Linked DNA regions of Homo sapiens: region 1 is linked to region 2. A link is a contact called in ENCODE Hi-C or POLR2A ChIA-PET data. All regions are on one chromosome and are shown on one strand. Each heading gives the region's core, a stretch centred on a gene start or an enhancer-like site at or near the end of the contact. The rest is flanking DNA. Distances are from core to core; before and after follow the strand shown.

Region 1 (3,923 bases), core at 815-3,314, 250 kb after region 2:
AACAACGAAGTTTGCCACATTGATGTACTCTTCTTTTCACGAAAGATCTCCATAGCATATGATGTGGTTTGATAGCATTTTACACAGAGTAGAACTTCTTTCAAAACTAGAGCCAATCCTCTCAAGCTCTGCAGCTGCTTTATCCACTAAGTTTATGAAATATTCAAAATCCTTTGTTGTCATTTCAACAATGTTCACCGCGTCTTCGCCAGGAGTAGATTCCATCTCAAGAAGCCGCTTTTTTGGCTTATCCATAAGAAACAACTTGGCCGGGCACTGTGGCTCATGTCTGTAATCCCAGCACTTTGGGAGGCCGAGGCAGGTGGATCACCCGAGATCAGGAGTTCGAGAGACCAGCCTGACCAACATGGTGAAACCCTGTCTCTACTAAAAATACAAAAATTAGCCGGGCATGGTGGCAGGCGCCTGTAATCCCAGCTTCTCGGGAGGCTGAGACAGGAGAATCTCTTGAACCCAGGAGGTGGAGGTTGCAGTGAGCCAAGATCGCGCCACTGCACTCCAGCCTGGGTGACAGAGCGAGACTCTGTCTCAAAAAAAAAAAGAAGCAACTCCTCATCTGTTCATCTGTTCAAGTTTGATCATGAGATAGCAGCAATTTAGTCCCATTTTCAGGTTCCACTTCTAATTTTAGTTCTCTCGCTATTTCCACCACATCTGCAGTTACTTCTCCACTCAAGTCTTGACCCCCTCGATGTCATCCCAACTTCTTCCAAACTCCTGTGAATACTGATATTCTGACCTTCTTCCATGAATGACAAATGTTCTTAATGGAATCCAGAATGGTGAATTCTTACCAGAGGATTTTCAATGTACTTTGCCCAGATCCATCAGAGGAATCACTATCCATGGCAGCTATATCCTTATAAAAACTCCAGCCTGGGTGACAGAGCTGAGTTTCAAAAAAAAAGAAATGTATTTCTTAAATAAAAGGATATGAAAGTCAAAATTAGTCCTTGATCCATGGGCTGCAGAATGGATGTTGTGCTAGCAAGCATTAAAACAACATTAATCTCCTTGTACATCTCCATCAGAGACCTTGAGTGACTAGGTACATTGTCAATGAGCAGTGACCTTTGAAAGGAATCTGTTTTTCTGAGCACTATTTTTTTAAAGCCCAACAATGGGCTTAAAATAGTCAGTAAACCATGCTATAAACAGATATGCTGTCACAGGCAGAGTAGATTTGGCAAATTCTTAAGGGCCCTACAATTTTCAGAACGGTAAATAAACACTGGGTTCAACTTTAAGATACCAGCTACATAAGCCCCTAACAGGAAAATCAGCCTGTCATTTGAAGATTCAAAGCCAGGTACCGGGTTCTCCTCTGTAACTAGAGTCCTAGATGGCATCTTCTTCCTATAGAAAGCTGTTATGTCTACATTGAAAATCTGTTGTTTAGTGTAGCTGCCTTCAACAATGATCCTAGCTAGATCTCCTAGATGACCTGTTGCAGCTTCTACATCAGCACTCACTGCTTCACCTTGCACTTTTATGTTCCAGAAACAGCTTCTTTCATTAAACTTCATGAACCAACCTCTGGTAGCTTCCAACTTTTCTTCTGCAGCTTCCTCACCTCTCTCAGCCTTCATAGAACTGAAGAGAGTTAGGACCTTGCTCAGGATCAGGCTTTGGCTTAACGCAATGTTGTGGCTGGTTTGACCTTCTATCCGGACCACTCAAACTTTCTCGGTATCAGTAATGAGGCTCCTTAGCTTTCTTACCATTCACGTGTTCACCGGAATAGCACTTCTCATTCCCTTCAACAACATTTCTTTTGCTTTCAAAACTTGGTTAACTGTCGCTAGAGACCCAGCCTTCAGTTTATCTCAGCTTTCGGTCTATTTCAGCTTTCAACATGCCTTCCTCACTAAGCTTAATCATTTCTAGCTTTCTATTTAAGGTGAGAAATGTGCAACTTTTCCTTTCACTTCAACACTTAGAGGCCATTGTGGGGTTATTAACTGACCTAATTTCAATATTGTTGTGTCTCAGGGAATAGGGAGGTCCAAGGAGAGGAAGAGAGACAGGGAACCACAGGTAGGTGGAGCAGTCAGAACACACATATTTATTGAATAAATTTGCCTTCTTATATGGGTGCAGTTTGTGGCTCCCCCAAACAATTACAATAGTAACACCAAAGATCATTCATCACAGATCCCCATAACAGATATAATAATAATGAAAAAGTTGAAAATATTGCAAGAATTACCAAAATATGATACAGAGGCACTAAGTAAGCATATGTTATCAGAAAAAATGGTGCTGACTATTCACAATAGCAAAGACATAGAATGAACCTAAATGCCCATCAATGGCAGACTGGATAAAGAAAATGTGGTACATATATACCATGGAATACTATGCAGCTGTAAAAAAGAATGAGATCAAGTTCTTGCAGGAATGTGGATGGAGCTGGAGGCCATTATCCTTAGCAAACTAACATAGGAACAGAAAACCAAATACCACATGTTCTCGCTTATAAGTGGGAGCTAATTGATGAGAACACATGGACACAAAGAGGGGAACAGCAGACACCAGGGCCTCCACTGGAGGGTGGGGAGTGGGAGGAGGGAGAGAAACAGAAAAAATAACTATAGGGTACTGGGCTTAGTACCTGGGTGATGAAATAATCTGTACAACAAACTCCCATGACACGCGTTTACCTATATAACAAACCTGCACATGTACCTCTGGACCTAAAATAAAAGTTTTAAAAAAAGAAAAATGAGAAGTGGTGCTGATAAACTTGCTCAACAACAGTTTGCCACGAATCTTCCATTTACTATTTTAAAATGCATTATCTGTGAAGTACAATACAGTGAACCACAATAAAACAAGGTATTCCTGCATAAGTGTGTGTGTGTGTGTGTATATATATACACACACATGTATTTGTGTGTGTGTGTGTGTATATATATACACACACATGTATTTGTATATGTATGTGTCTATAATAAAATACAATAATACCTCACTGATCTATAACTCAGTGTCTGGAGACCTCCTGTATCTGGAATAAACCTGAGTAAATAAGCAGCCAAAATAAATATCACAAAGTCTTTCTGCTGAGTTCACAAGCCCTCCAAGAACTCCACTCACAGCAGTTCACAGAGGCAGCTAACAGGAGGGGGAAAAAACACTGAGAAACACTAAGTTAAACAGAATCGAAAAGGATTTCTTTCCTGCAGGACTTAGGGGAGGCTTTAAAATGTTAAGACGTGTTGAGAGCCCACAAGGAGAGAATAATTCACTATTCTGTAAACTTATTTGACCAAAAATGTCCTTTTCTCTCAAAGCTATACTAATATTTCCAGCCATGATGACACCTACATTTCTAGAGTCACTTTAACGTCTGAATTTTCCAAGTGTTTCCACATATATCACATCTCATTTTGTCCTTACGACATCCCGTGGAGCGGGCTGAGTGGGAATTATTATTTCCCTGGCGTGGTGGGAGCAACAGAGGCAGGACCAGGACCGGAATTCTCTCAGCCCTGCTCATTCCTCCAGATGTCAGCAAGTTCATGGGTGTCAATGCACGACATTCTCCCAGACTTCCCTCACATGTCTTCCCCAGAGTTGGAGATTTCCTTTATCTGGTGAGGAACCAAGAGGAGGAACTAACGTCAAAGAGATTCCCTTGAAAACACTCTGAAATTCTCAAAGTATTCTTAAAAAGAGCTGTGATGAAATTTAATGTTACGTAATGCTTCTCCTCAAGACTGTATTTCATTTGCTCCATAGAATGACAAGGGTCTGAAATCCACACTTGAAAAGGAGACAGAAGTGCTGAGTCAACGGAAGAAGTACAGTGATGTTTCTGAAATAATAAGGAATTTTCCAGGAGGCTTGAGGTAGTACTTTCTGGTTGAAAAAAAAAAAAAAATGTGCCACAAAGAACA
Region 2 (3,732 bases), core at 1,070-3,569:
CCTGAAAGTATCCACTAAATATTTAGCACACATACCGAGTCATATTGTAAAATTTCATAAAAGGAATAAAGAGACAATCCAAGGAGAGAGAGAGAGAGAGAGAGAGAGAGAGAGAGAGAGAGAGAGAGAGAGAGAGAGAGAGAGAATGAGCATGAATATGAGAACCAAACTAGCCATCAAGTTAGAGTAGAATACTGAGCTTTTCAGACCTTCAATGACTCAAAAAAAATTTCCCTCCCATGCACCTTTCATGAGGAGGCAACTTAGGAACATCTTGAAGTAAAATGAGTTATTAAATCAAGAAATAGCATCCCCGAGATTAAGAAAACTGGACCCAACTGAGAAACATAGTAAAGGGAAGCTGCAGTAAAGCTGTGTTTAGAGTAATGAACCCAGATATACTAGGAGCAGGAGCTTTCTTGGTGGAAAGAGGAGAGGGCCTCTGGGGGAAGGGAGGGCAGGCTGGGATAGAGCTTAAAGAGCTCTGGGTGGAAAGAGGAGAGGGCCTCTGGGGGAAGGGAGGGCAGGCTGCGATGGAGCTTAAAGAGCTCTGGGTGGAAAGAGGAGAGGGCCTCTGCGGGAAGGGAGGGCAGGTTGGGATGGAACTGACATACTTATCTGGTAATTAATATTTAAATAATACCAAAAGTAATACTGAATGCGGCAGATCTAATGGCACATACGAAAATTTTGGCACATACGAAATTTTTGATAGGTACAAATAAATCTAGGCAAATAAATGAAGGCAATAAATAATTCCAGGAAAAACAATTAAGTTGTGCAAGAAATGAAACAAAATCATGATGTACTACTCTGATCAGCAGCCAACAAAATGTATATAGTCACAGCAACGTCAGCAGGACCATGCATCTCAAATGTGGGTATGACCATCTTAGGAAGATGGAGAGGAGCAAGGAAGTAGAAGTAAAGGTAATGGAATAAGAGAATGAGATCATGACCCCAGTAAATCAAGAAACAGCAGCCTGTGCATACTAGTTACAGATAGCGCGGTGATTATCCGAAGAAACATCTAGCTGCGCTGAAAGTGATTGGCTCTGCAACATCAGACTTCATCTTTGGGAGGGTTGGAATAGGAAACTGCTGGTTTTCATTATACATCTTATAGGACTATTTGATTTTTAATTATATACATGCATTACTTAATAGATATAGCAAAAAATGCAGGGAGGTAAAATCCTAGGAACACATGTTTTGAAAAACAGTTCTGGTAGAGTCTGGTTGACAATGCAGCAGAAGCATCTAGAAGCGTATGCTATGGTAAAGACGAGGGGCGGGGTGAGACCTTCAAGTCAAGTGAAACTACCCCACCTGACAAACAACCCTCTCTTCTTCTCATCAGTGTGGGATTATGTTGGATTTTTCTATGCGTTTGTAGGTAATGAAATGAACGTGCTTACTAGAACCCACAAGAAACCACACATAAAAATCCCCAGCAATGTTATATACACAGGTATATTTCTAGCTTTTTGCTGTATTCTTTCACAATTCTGTGCCATTTGCAAGATGTGAAAAGCTAGGACATTATGTATTGATAAAAATGTCTGAGACATGAAAAATATACAGACCAAGAAATATTTTTATTTGAAAAAGATTTAGCCAGACAAAAATAGAAGCTTCCATTATAAAATGTTGAGTCATGCAAAATGGGTAAGGATTGTACTTCGCCCCGGCAGGGGGTACATTTTATAAGCAAAGAATGTCAGAGAGCTAAGGCCACGAGCCAAGGGCCCAAAGACAGTTTTGAAATCCTTTGTCTAGTGCTCTTTCCACATCACCACATTAATTCCTGGGGTGGACAGGGACCTTGACAATTTAAGCATAAAAGAACAAACTGACCACAAGGTCGTTTTTATAAAGATCAACCATCAACCCCTGGGGTCAAGTTTCCAATCTTTGCTCAAGCTTTAGAAGCCTTTCAGCTTTGTGGCGTTATCAGGAAAGTCCAAAAATTGAAATTTGTGGTGACTAATTCCACCCCCTACAAATACTCAATGCAGAGCATATTACTGTCAGCTCAGCTAAAAACTGCTCAAAGTAGAAGTGATTAAATTCTAAAGTAGAAAAAAATTCACCTCCAAACACAGAAACACACTGGTACCTCCCCCGCACACCCAGATATTATTAGCCAGCTTTTTGCCTGGGGAAATGAATCATGAGACAGAAAACTGTACAACCCCCAAGTCTGACCACACTGAGTAACTGGGGTAGACACAGAGGGGGGCATCTGGGGCTCTCCCGAGGCCAAGGTTGGGACCCAGAAGAGATGAATTTCCCTGGGTGCACAGGGTGGGAGGGAGGTGGGGCTGGAAGAACTTGATCTGGAGGGATGATCCCGAAGGCTCCCAGTGAAGAAGGCCAGGAAGAGCAGAGGATGGTGCCAGGAGGATGATGTCGGGGGACACAGGCAGCTCATGCCTGGATCAGGCAGTGACTGGTAACAGAAGGAGAGTCCATGCTGGTGGGCCCAGGGGAACATAGGTGGTCAAGCAGGGCAGTACTTGGTGTCTGGGGATGCAGTGTGCGACCTCCTGTATTCGGTGCGAGGCACATGGGGCCAGCAGGAGCTGGTGTGAGCCCGGGTCTGAAGGGTGGTGGGATCTTAGTGGGGAAGACTGGGAAGACAGCAGGGAGGAAGAACTCAGGCTGGAGGAGGATGGGGGCCTGGGAGGATCCCTGCCACACTGTTAGGAAGCCAGGGAGCTTGGGTGGTGGTAGGATGGGAAGAGGGCAGGGAAACGGGGGGAGGGTGACACAGGCCCTCCGGCAGCAGCGGCTTGGCCACTGGCGCTGAGATTGGTATGAGTGACTCAGTGCCAGGTTGCGCCACAGAAAGCTGAGGCTGCGGATCCTTCTCCTGCCTCTGGTAGGGCCGTCTTAAAGGCAGGGTGAGTGAGCCTGGCTCCAAGAGGCTGGGTCCGCAGGCAGGGGCTGACGTGGGCTGGCCCAAGCCCCAGCTCTCCTCACTCTGAGTGCTTCTATGCTTTCTCACCTCCACGCTTCCAATCATGTTATTTTCCTCTTATTAAAATGCCTCCTTCCACGTCCACTTGGCAAACTCCTACGCACCCTTTAAGGCCGGGCACAAATGTCTCCACAGGGTTATGCGCCCCAGCCCTGTTAGTGACGGCCTTCCAGCTAGACAAGATTTTCATCTTTATACTGCCCTTCCCCAGGAAAGGGACATCACAGACACTCAGCTATTTATTTGCTGGAGGTGTTTGTTGAATTTTTCTGGTAGTTTCAGATTACACCTATTTAAATATTAGTTTTCAGAGAAGAGAAATATTTTTGTAAAGTTATTCCTAGAACATCAATGTCTGTGAAGGAAGTTCTATTTTCCTGTTAATCTTTCATAATAAAATTGGAAATGCTTTCTCCTGGAGGAGAGATGATCCCAACGCAAGAACAAATCAGTAAGCAAGAGTAAAACATGTTTTCCAATAAAACAAAGAGTAATAGTTGAAATAGGCCAAACGCACATATATTATGCTGCAATTTAAGCTTTCATAAAGTAAATTAAACAAGCCTAGAGGCTGAATTCTTGTGAATTGGTGATGTTTCTGTAAACTGAATGATGTTATCAGCCTGTGGTTATACAGTTCCCCTCAGAAAAATGTTCACTAAAAAAAATCACAAGTGTTTAGAAGTTAAAGGGGTTTACATTATGTGTTCATTTTTAATGAACTATTTGCCCAGTAGCTACAGCTGAAC

What was found. Hi-C counts contacts between places; a loop is a spot of excess contacts on that map. ChIA-PET counts read pairs that join two places held with the same protein, here RNA polymerase II (POLR2A). Pooled maps may share reads with other maps.
Region 1: a map with no recorded cell type shows a loop between it and region 2 (17-fold over the local background). The contact joins the enhancer-like site here to the promoter of UST-AS2 in region 2. A Hi-C loop is called at or near these places in 1 of 37 single-sample maps with no recorded cell type and 3 of 50 pooled maps. POLR2A ChIA-PET finds 5 or more read pairs at or near these places in 1 of 52 experiments (PC-3).

Annotation. Positions count from the first base shown.
Region 1 is chr6:148,779,097-148,783,019 of GRCh38, reverse strand. The region is part of intron 1 of UST (uronyl 2-sulfotransferase); the gene reads right to left. Among named protein-coding and RNA genes, the nearest start is that of UST, 34 kb to the right of the region's middle. RefSeq lists an enhancer at 1,545-1,614. Within about 2 kb of position 2,064, at least 2 of the 41 ENCODE cell types and tissues checked have a DNase peak (open chromatin) inside an H3K27ac peak, as active enhancers do.
Region 2 is chr6:149,031,248-149,034,979 of GRCh38, reverse strand. UST-AS2 (UST antisense RNA 2) reads left to right here and starts at 2,319. Exons shown (of 2, transcript NR_134599.1): 1 at 2,319-2,455. All of the region lies in intron 7 of UST (uronyl 2-sulfotransferase), which reads right to left. RefSeq lists an enhancer at 1,726-1,915.